4 separate regions of the Mus musculus genome follow, and regions 1, 2 and 3 are each linked to region 4. A link is a loop called in an ENCODE intact Hi-C map of the cell type or tissue named here. Cell type or tissue: left cerebral cortex. All regions are shown on one strand. Region 1 has its middle 23 kb from the start of E330017L17Rik. Region 2 has its middle 3.8 kb from the start of Tmem39b. Region 3 has its middle 22 kb from the start of 1700108I11Rik. Region 4 holds the start of Ptp4a2 (protein tyrosine phosphatase 4a2).

Region 1 (2,500 bases), 63 kb after region 4:
CTTCCTTACCACAGAAAATGCAAATTCAGGGCCCTGACTTAATTTAATCCTACTTCTCCCTATATGTGTACAAACACACACACACACACACACACACACACACACACACATGCTTCTCCAGCCACACCTGAACCCTGCTGACCTCACACAGGTCAACTCAGGGCCCCAGCTCCACCCCCAACTCTGGCCAACTCCACTCTCCTGCCTGGAATGTCTCTGCCAGCCTCGGGACTAGCAGCTTCCTCTTCTTCATCCCCGTTCAAGTGTTCGTTCATCAGGAAGGGCTTCTCCCAACCATCTAAAACAGGAGTCCTCCCCACTTCCTAGTCCCTTCTCCACTTCAGTTTTCTCTGTAAATTATGACTGTGTAATGTTAATGTCTAGATTCTAATGTAAGCTTCCGGAGGCCAAGAACCTTGTCTCGTTCATCTCGTTAGTCCTGTGTGCCTAGAGCACTGCTGTCGAGGAGCAAGGCTCTCAGCACACACCCGTGGAACGAACTGCCGTCCTTTGTGTCTGTTTTATACCGAGAGAAAGCAAGTAAAAAATATTTTAATGCAAACATAGCTCAAGTCTCTAACTCCATCAGCTCGTTGCTAGTGAGTAGGGTTTAATTCCCTGCTTGCATTAGCGCCCTGTTTGTGTGCTGACAAGTCCTTAGTTCTCCTTAGAGGCTCCTCAGTTATCTTTGGGACTCCGTGGAGAATGGCTCATGGGAGTGGCCCTGGGCAGGTGAGCAAGAGAGAGCTCCTTGCTAAAGCTGCAGGAATTCTGTGAGCTGCTCGGTACACTGTGGTAGTGTGAAATTGGCCCCGGTGGGAATATTTACATCACGGAAGTGGGCAAATGCTGCAAAACAGAGTAGTTTAATTTTTATTTTTAAAAGAAAGAACCAGTTTCCTAACACAAGGATTCCTCAACGAGTTAGCAAAGGATGACCCCCTAGGTGTCTAGATGCTCTCCTCCCCCCCTTCCCCCCGGGCTCCTGGAGCTCCACCCCCACTGTCATCCTGAGAAAGGCAAAGTCCCTGCCAAGGCTGCATACCACATCCTGTCAGCCAGCCAAAGGTAAAGTTCAGGCCCACAGAAAGTCCTTCCCTACAGAAACAGAGCAAGTATCTAAAGTTCCCCTTGCGCCCCCCCCCCCCCCCCGCCCCTGTCCTGTACCCTTTCCTCTGGGACCATTTGGAAACTTAAAAATTGTGCACATGCCTTGGAGAGAGAGTTCAGATGTTAAAGTATGTGCTGCGTAAATGTGAGAATGGAAGTTTGGATGTCCAGGACCCATGAAAGGCTGGGTGGACGTGGTGGCCTGCTGGAAGGCAGAGCAAGCTATCTCCAGAGTAGGCTAGTGCAACCAGCCATATCGGTGAGCTCTGGGTTTGACTGAGAGAGCCTGCCTCGATGAATGAGGCAGAAAAGCAGCGAAGGAGGAACTTCTTCCTTTTCGGTTTGTTGTTCTGTTTCGAAACAGGATCTTGAAGCCTGGGCTGTAGTTCAGTGGTAGAGCATTTGCCTGCAGTTGGCTGAGATCCCCTGGATTCTATGCCCAGAGTTACAAGTTACAGGAGAGATGGGGAGAGAGAGACAGACACACACACCCACAGAGAATCAGAGACAGACAGAGACACAGAGACAGAGAGAGACAGGGACACAGACAGAGATAGAGAGATAGCAAGTGAGTGTGCTTGAGAGAGACAGAGAGACAGAGAGACAGAGACAGACAGAAATACACACACACACACACACACACACACACACACACACACACGGAGAGGCTAAAGACTGTGCTGTGGCCTCAGTCCTGAGTTTAAGTGTTCATCCTGCCTCAGCCTCCTTAAGCTGTAATTTATTTATTGCAGAACAAGTGGAGATTTATTAAAAAGAAGCCAAAGTCTAGCAAATTTGTAGGCTTAAATCTCCCAAACCAGGAAGAGGTGGTGCACGCCTTTCTTTAATCCCAGCACTCGGCAGAGGCAGAGGCAGAGGCAGAGGCAGAGGCAGAGGCAGAGGCAGAGGCAGAGGCAGAGGCAGAGGTAGAGGGGCAGAGGCAGAGGGGCAGAGGCAGAGGGGCAGAAGCAGAGGCAGAGAGGCAGAGAGGCAGAGAGGCAGAGAGGCAGAGAGGCAGAGAGGCAGAGAGGCAGAGAGGCAGAGAGGCAGAGAGGCAGAGAGGCAGAGAGGCAGAGGCAGAGAGGCAGGCAGATCTCTGAGTTTGAGGCCAGCCTGGTCTATGGAGTTCCAGGACAGTCGAGGCTACACAGAGAAACCTTGTCTCAAACAAACAAACAAACAAACAAACAACAACAAAAACAAAGGCCTCCCAGGACAGATGGGAGCTGGAGACCTCATCTGTGGCCGAGCATTCTCAGGAAGACACTGTACGTTGTGGGTGGGGCGGCTCCTGAGAAAAGGGAGCTGTTAAGCCAGGAGCCGGATGGGAAGGTTAGGATGCAAGAACGGGTAGGAAGTCCCAGGTGTGCGCAGCCGCAGAAGCCAAGGG
Region 2 (2,500 bases), 120 kb before region 4:
ACCAAAGCCGGGCCATCTGCGGGAATGTGGGTGACACCTAGCCATATTTTCAGTTACTGCTATATCCTGGGGACAGAGATAACAAATTGCTACACCTGAATGAAGAAACAGGATGTTTTGAACGATCCCTTTTAGCAGTAGGCAGAGGATAGTATGAAAACAACTTCCTAGGAGGGGTCAGACCTGGTTTCTGAGATGAGTAAGTTTTGTTGAATGGTCCAGTGTCTGTTGGAAGGCCCTGGGATTAATCTCTAGCATGGTCTTTTGTTGGTTTGTAAAGTGTGTTTGTACCATACGGGATGAAACATCTCTTGAATCTGGTAACTGCCTGTGGAGTTGGTAATGTTTATGAATCTACAGTGTAAAAAATACGAACATCGTACATAGCGAATTCCCAGGAAATATTTACTGAATTGACTTGGCATACCTACAACTCAGTGTAAGACAGCAAGGGCACCCATGGGTCCAACCGGCTTTGTTATGACCGCTTGCTGGACATCCATTGTTTCCAATAAGAAAGATGATTCTCCCCTGGGAAATCTGCCTCCCTCAGTCCATTTGTGGCTGAGTCTTCTTGAAGTTCCAGTGGGCAAATGATTGAGAAGTCAAAGCACTCCAACAGCCCTGCAACTCCAGACAAGTGGCTGGCTCGAGGGGAGGGGGAATTAGTGATCTAAGTGAGGTAAAATGAGATGTTTTCATAGTATATACACTACAGCTATCAAGAAAGAAATCTTGAGATTTCCTTGTGATGGCTGATGAAAGCAAAGGCTTTGAAGAAATGTCACCTGCAGCCACCCCAGCTGCCAAGTGATTTGGTCTCCCAAAGACATTTTAGATGATTAATATAAGACCATTCAAGGGTGTTCTTGTTCTAATCTCTTGGGTCACTTTCATTCTTTGTGTGGTTAGCCCTTCCATACATCAGCCCTCATACCTATGTTCTTGTCAAACTTCACATTTTATGTTTTACAGAGATAATAACAAAGCAAGCCACTGGGAAGCTTTTTGAGATTGGGTTTCACTCATTAGTCCTGGCTGGCCTCCAACCTCAGAAATCTAGCCTCTGCTGGGATTAAAAGTTTCTGCCGCAATGGCCAGCCTGAACACTGAGCTAAACTAAGCAAAGGCCTCATGATTTTTTGTTTTTCTTTTTTTTAATAATCTAGTTTTATTTATTATATGTAAGTACACTGTAGCTGTCTTCAGACATACCAGAAGAGGGCATCGTATCTCACTATAGATGGTTGTGAGCCACCATGTGGTTGCTGGGATTTGAACTCAGGACCTCTGGAAGAACAGTCAGTGCTCTTAACCACTGAGCCATCTAGCCAGTTTGAGGTCCCATGTTGTTTTGACAGGCCTGTAGTCTGAAGGGGCAGGACACAGCACAATGCTTCCTCCCCCCCCCCCAAACAGGGTTTCTCTGTAGCCCTGGCTATCCTGGAACTCACTTTGTAGACCAGGCTGGCGTCAAACTCAGAAATCCCCCTGCCTCTGCCTCCCAAGTGCTGGGATTAAAGGCGTGTGCCAACAACCACCCGGCAGCACAATGCTTCAAGTTAGCATTTCCTCCAGAAGAGTCTGGTCGGCTTGAGCATATTTGAGATTAGTTTTGTGAACCGGACACACAACCTGGAATAGCTGGGGAAGAATTTCAAAGAGGCATTTTCTTGATCCGGTTGGCCTATACTATCTTAATTATGTCAACAAAGAGGGAGGACTCATTTAATCACGCCGAGGTTTGGGTCCTGGACTGAGGAGAAAATGAGTGTTACGCATCTGTCCTCTCTGCTCCTGACGGTGGATGTGACTAGCAGCTTCAAGTTACCGCTGCCTTGATTATCATATGGTCTACAATTGGACTGTGAGATAAAATAAACTCATTCCCCGACCTGCTTTTGTTGGGGCATTTTGTATTAATGGTAAATAAAACCAAGACAATAATTGAAGCTAGAAAAACAGATTGGTAAGATGGTAAGATCATTTGAGGATCCTAAATGCTGCAAAGAATTTGATTCCAGGTCTTCAAATCTGTCTGAGAATTAGAATTAATTCCTATTCATTATTGTGGGGACTAGATTGTGGGTAGATTGCAGAGACACAGTGTATGACAATTCCGGTGGCTGTCATTAGGAGTTGGGAGAGTTGCCCCACTTCATTCTCTCAGAGTGGTATGTCAGTCTTATATCTGATCTTACTTCCTTACCATCAACACCCGCCAGAGGGAGCCACATACAAAGAAACAGGAGTTCCCAAAGCAACAGGGACGCGAAACCAGTTTCCTTTTCAGATACGTGCTAAGATTGGGGCGTGTGGCGTAAGACAAAGCAAGATGACCAGGCAGGTGTACAGTCTAAACTCGTGTCTGTGTGTCTTAGGCCCTAACACCCATGAACTCTGACTCTAAATTATTACCCAACTAGAATCCCTGGTGCTATCCACATAGTCTAGCTAGGTGCTTGGGGCAGCCACCGTGGTGCACACCCGACTCCCACAC
Region 3 (2,500 bases), 55 kb after region 4:
CCTTTCTTCTAATATAATGGAATATTAGTTTGCCTTTAAAAAGGAAAAAAAGGGCCAGGGAGATGACTCTGTAGATAAAGTATTTATTGTCAAGCCTGACTACCTGAGCTCTGTCCTTGGAACCTACAGAGTGGAAGGAGAGAAGTGACTCCCACAGGTTCTCTGAATTTCATATGCACCTTCTGGTAGCCCAGCATCCCAAATACATAGATACACACACACACACACACACAGACACAGAGAGGGAGACACACACACACATACACACACAGAGAGACACACATATACACAGAGAGGAAGAGACACACACGTATATACATAGACAGACACACACACATACACACACACACACACACAAAGGAAGAGACACACACATATACATAGACAGACACACACACACATACACACAGAGGGAGACACACACACACAAACACACATGAAAACATTATTTAAAAAAGAAGACAATTCTTTTTGTGACTTGGATGACCCTTGAAGACATTAGATTCTCCTCAGGGAACCAAGCCAGGTGAAAAGGCCAGTGCCCAGGGCTGCAGAGATGGCTCAGTGGTTGACAGCACATGTTGCTTTTGCAAAGGACTCAGGTTCAATTTCTAGCACCTACACAGTGGCTCACAACTATCTGTCACCCCAGTTCCAGGGGATCCAACAGGCACGCATGGTGCACATACATGCATGCAGGCAAAACACTCATACACCATACACGTAAAGTGAAAATAAGCCTTAAAACTTTGTGTTTGTTAAAGAAAAGGCAAGTGCCACTTAAACAAGGCACCCAGAGCATCTGGGTCTCCCAGAACATCAAAACGGCAATTGCCAGGAGCTGAGGAGGAGGGAGGCGTGGGCATGGGTGTGGGCATGGGCGTGGCATGGGCACTTGCAGAATTGCAGCTTGAGAAAAAGAAAAGGTTTAGAGCTGGAGGGTGGCGATGGTCCCATGACGAATGAACAGACTCAACGTCACTGGACTACACACTCACCAATCATTAAAGCAGCACATTTATATACTCTCTATATCTCACCTCAATGACAAAAGCCAGATAAAGCTTCATTTACACTGAAAAAGGAATCAACTCACTTTTTGTCCGAGTCGCCCATGTCGCTAGCCGCGTCTGTAGCTCCTCCTCTCCCCAACCATGGATTTCATGCTTTTTTTTTTTTATTACTCCTTTTTATTTCACGGTCATTATTTTAAAAAATTAAAATACAGTTAAGCATACGGTAAAGCCTAGGCACGCACTCGTCCTGTAGCAGTAAGTCCTGGTAATGTTCCACCCGTCTCATTCCAAACACTTTCCCAAATACTTTGCATATAATTACACTCGTCCGTGGGCATTTATACCATCTTGCATTCAGGCGTAAAATCAGGTTGTAGTATAAAATAGTGATATGTAACCTACTTTCCCTACAAAATAATAACTATGTGAGCAGCTCCTACATCAGGCGCAAGCATGCATCATCATTTTAACAGCTGCCCGACTTCCCGCTGAGCATGTGGGTGTAACATCCTTATTTAACCGCGTCTCCGTCCGTAGACTCCAAATAGTTCCAGGTTTTGTTGTTATAAACAAGCTATGGTGGACATAGTAATAATGGCCCTGTTTTTTTTTTTTTTTTGCTATGGCTGGCCTCAAATTTAATAGGTAGTTCAGAGAGACCTTGAACTCATGACAATTCTCTTGCCTCGCCCCCCCTCACCCCCCCCCCGCATGCTGAGATTCAAGGCTTATACCACCACGCCCAACCCCCATCTAGTTCTTATGAAATCAAAGTGGACTAAAAACCTCCTAGGCCGCCTGCTCTCTAGAATAATTCCTGAGTCCCTTCAGAGAAGCTCTGCCTGTCCCCCCCACCCCCACCCTGCACCAGTCGATGGAGATTAATAGAGATCAACAACCAGTCAAAATACAGAGACTGAGAAATTGTTGAGTGCTTGTCCCTAAAGCGCTCTCTGTATCACAACCCCTTGCCCTGAGGCTCCGAGGACATCACTGAAGATGGCGCAGAACAGCCAAAGGAGCAGGAAAAGTGCCTCAAGTTATTGTCCCCTGGACTTGACAGGGACGCTGCACACCCATACTTGTAACCCCAGCACTTGGGAGGCAGAGTCAGGAGTTGCTCTATGAGTTCAAGGCCAGCCTGGGCTACAGAGTGAGTTCCAGGACAGCCAGGGTTATACAGAGAAACTCTGTCCAAAGAAAAAGAAAGGAAGAGAGAAAGAAAGAAGGAAGAGGAGGGGAAAGGGAGGGGAAGCAGGAGTTGGGGAGGAGGTTGGAGATGGCTAAGTAGTTTGAGAGCTCTGGTTGGCTGGGTTCCATTAGCAGCCCCTAAATGGCAGGTCACAACCATCTTGTAATTCCTGTTCCAGGGGATTCTGTCCCCAGTTCTGGTCTCCTCAGGCACTAGGGATGCAGGTGGTGGACATACATACCTGCAAGCAACTTATTCATCCGCATCAAAATAAATTGGTTTTTAAAAATAA
Region 4 (2,500 bases):
TTGCTCCTCAAGGCCTTTTAACTCCCACACAGCAAGGCCACACAGACTTGCCCTAAAATACCCCATCCTCCTGAGTTCTGCGCTGTGGCTGTAGGAGGCTGAGTCATTAGATCTTTCTTTTTAAAACTAAGTTCTAAAGGGCAGCTTCTGGTGAGGAGCGATGCTCCAGGACTGCCTCGTGGGAAAGGGCTAATGACCACTGACCACTGCATTTCCTCACAGGGCAAGGGCAGGATGAACACACTGGGGAGCGATAGCTCCAGGGGCATTCTCATTTCCTTGTAAGTGTCAATCCTGGGTGGGCGAGGGTTCCGTGCGGGATAGTGAGTATACACTTTTCTGCCCACTCCCATCTTGGGGAAATCTAACCCACTTCTCAGGCCAGCCTCCAGAGCCTTTTCCTGTTCCACTTGGCAATAGCCCAAACCAGCCTCCCAACTCACCGGGTAACCACATTTTCCAAACAAGAAATCAAGATGCATGAACTGGCTTATAACTTCTGGCCAGGTTTCAAAAGCAAAAGGCAAACAAAAACAAAACAAAACAACACAACACAAAAAACCTCCTTCCATTAGAGAATCTCTAAGATAATCTTCAAAACTGTTAAAATCCAACTCAAACTTTTTTTTTTTTTTGAGGCTCCCAAGAGTTGAATTTAGGGCCTCACATGCAAGGCAAGCTTTTCCCAGAGTTCTATTCCCAGTTCCAATTCTAGAGGTGCTTTCTTTCTGTAGACCAGGCTGGCCTTGAACTGGGTTTAAAGGCATAGGCCACCACCGCCAGACTTTTTTTTTTAATCACGCCCATTCTTCATACTTTATTTAAGTATTGAAGAGTATCTGTGCTGTGAAGACAGTATTCCGCTTAATAGTTGAGAATACCTAGGAAAAAACTTTTTCCTTAATTCTGCATTTCCGTATCTAAAGAGTCTGTGTGTTGCTTGCCCGATAGAGGTCTGGGGAGCAGGGCAGAGAGACTTCGCAGAGATGTTCGAGGCCTCCAGGAAGGACAGCCAAGTATAAGGTACTCGGTTCCCCACTTCTGAGCTGGAAATCCCCGAGCTCAGGCCCCGGTTGCCGCCCAGTCCCAGTCCCAGACCCAGCGGGATCTGGCTCGAGGCGCCTCCCGGGATCCGGAATCCGCCCGCGACCTTGCGGGTCACTGGGTGGCCAGAGGCGCTAACTTAGACCCAGGTGCGGATGGGCGAGTCGCAGAGTGGGCGGGCGCTTCCCTCAGCCACGTTCGTCACCCCGCTACCCCCACCCCGCGCCGGTCACATGTATACGCCTTCCGTCGCCCCCAGTGCCGAGCGCAGCAAGCCACGCGGAGGCGGAGCGCGGGAGGCGCCCAGGGCAGTGGGTCAAAGCTCTGTAGGCAGAGTGGGTGGGGCCAACCGCCGCGAGCCGCCGGCAGCCAATCATCGGTTCCGAGGGCGTGGCTGCGCCGCGCGCGCCGCGCCCCGCAGCGCCCCCTGAGGGGCGGCGGCGGGAGCTGGTCCGGCTGCGCGCGCAGCGGTGGTGGCGGCGGCGCGATCGGCCGGGCTGTAACCGTCGTTCGTCCGGGAGCGGCTGGAGCGGCAGCAGCGGCCGGGCACGGCGCGAGGCGACGCCAGCGGGCAGCGGCGGTAGCGGGGGCAGCGGCGGCAGCGGGGGGGGAACACAGCGGCGGTCGCGGCAGCAACAGTAGCAGCAGCAAGACGGACTCGTGGACACGCGCCGCCGCCGCCGCCGCCGGGCCGGGCCGGGTGTCGCGCGCCGAGGCTGGGGGGGAGTCGTCGCCGCCGCCGCCGCCGCTCCCGCCGCCGCCGCCGCCGCCGAGGTGACTGAGGAGAGAGGCGCCTCCTCGCTCCCGCCTCCGCCGGCCTTCAATGCCCAGTCCCCAGCTTGCCAGCGTGAGTGCGCCCCTCCCGGGCGGCCCCGCGCGGCGCCCGGGCCTCGGGCAGGGGAGGGCGGGAGGCGCCGCTGCCATTAGAGCAGGCCCGAGACACGTCCCCGGAAGGAGGGCCGGGCCGGGCCAGGGGCGGGGAGCGCGGCTCGAGGTGGGGTGAGCGAGCGAGAGAGCGAGAGAGCGTAGAAGAATGCGGGAGAAGGTGCGTGTGCGGGCAGCATGTGTCCTTGTGGGGGCGAAGGTGTGGTGAGAGCGAGTGGGGACGAGGAGGAGCGTGGCGGACTAGGTGGTGTGCAGGGGTGCGCCTGCGTTTGTCCGGCGCGTGAGCACAGGCATCCTGGAGGCCCCTTGGTCTTTGTGTTGATAGGGAACCCTTCGCGTCCAGGGACTTAATTCACTCAAGCGTGGGATCCCTGAGTTGCAGTCAAGTAAGAGAAAAGGGTCTGAGTCTCCCGTGACGCTGATCTCTGGCGTTCTTTCCCCTTTTCGTAAAAATGTATTGTAAATTTATGAATTTCCAGAGATGTCTTTGCCATCCTCCCCACCCCCATTTCCCAGCGCTAACCATCCAAGCTTGACTCTTGTCCCGGAGTCTGAGTTTTAGCCGGTAAAG

Evidence for each region. Hi-C counts contacts between places; a loop is a spot of excess contacts. Peaks named below come from ENCODE experiments on the same cell type or tissue, not always from the same donor. Only the 100,000 strongest peaks of a DNase experiment are listed, where the experiment ranks them.
Region 1: a loop joins it to region 4, with 2.0 times the contacts of the local background. A loop is called at or near these places in 6 of 42 quality-filtered maps.
Region 2: a loop joins it to region 4, with 3 times the contacts of the local background. A loop is called at or near these places in 2 of 42 quality-filtered maps.
Region 3: a loop joins it to region 4, with 4 times the contacts of the local background. A loop is called at or near these places in 6 of 42 quality-filtered maps.

Annotation. Positions count from the first base shown.
Region 1 is chr4:129,881,684-129,884,183 of GRCm38, forward strand. No RefSeq gene overlaps it. Among named protein-coding and RNA genes, the nearest start is that of E330017L17Rik, 23 kb to the right of the region's middle. In left cerebral cortex, no CTCF peak of the experiment used is centred here; DNase peaks (open chromatin) are centred at 1,091 and 1,431; H3K4me3 peaks cover 375 bases; H3K27ac peaks cover 223 bases.
Region 2 is chr4:129,699,436-129,701,935 of GRCm38, forward strand. It overlaps a transcript of Tmem39b not described here. Among named protein-coding and RNA genes, the nearest start is that of Tmem39b, 3.8 kb to the left of the region's middle. In left cerebral cortex, CTCF peaks have their summits at 1,208 (motif pointing right) and 2,229 (motif pointing right); a DNase peak (open chromatin) is centred at 2,232; H3K27ac peaks cover 220 bases.
Region 3 is chr4:129,874,085-129,876,584 of GRCm38, forward strand. No RefSeq gene overlaps it. Among named protein-coding and RNA genes, the nearest start is that of 1700108I11Rik, 22 kb to the left of the region's middle. In left cerebral cortex, no CTCF peak of the experiment used is centred here; DNase peaks (open chromatin) are centred at 893 and 1,465.
Region 4 is chr4:129,818,711-129,821,210 of GRCm38, forward strand. It overlaps Ptp4a2 (protein tyrosine phosphatase 4a2), which reads left to right and starts at 1,769. Exons shown (of 6, transcript NM_008974.4): 1 at 1,769-1,891. In left cerebral cortex, a CTCF peak has its summit at 1,436; DNase peaks (open chromatin) are centred at 393, 1,354 and 2,063; H3K4me3 peaks cover 1,681 bases; H3K27ac peaks cover 2,179 bases.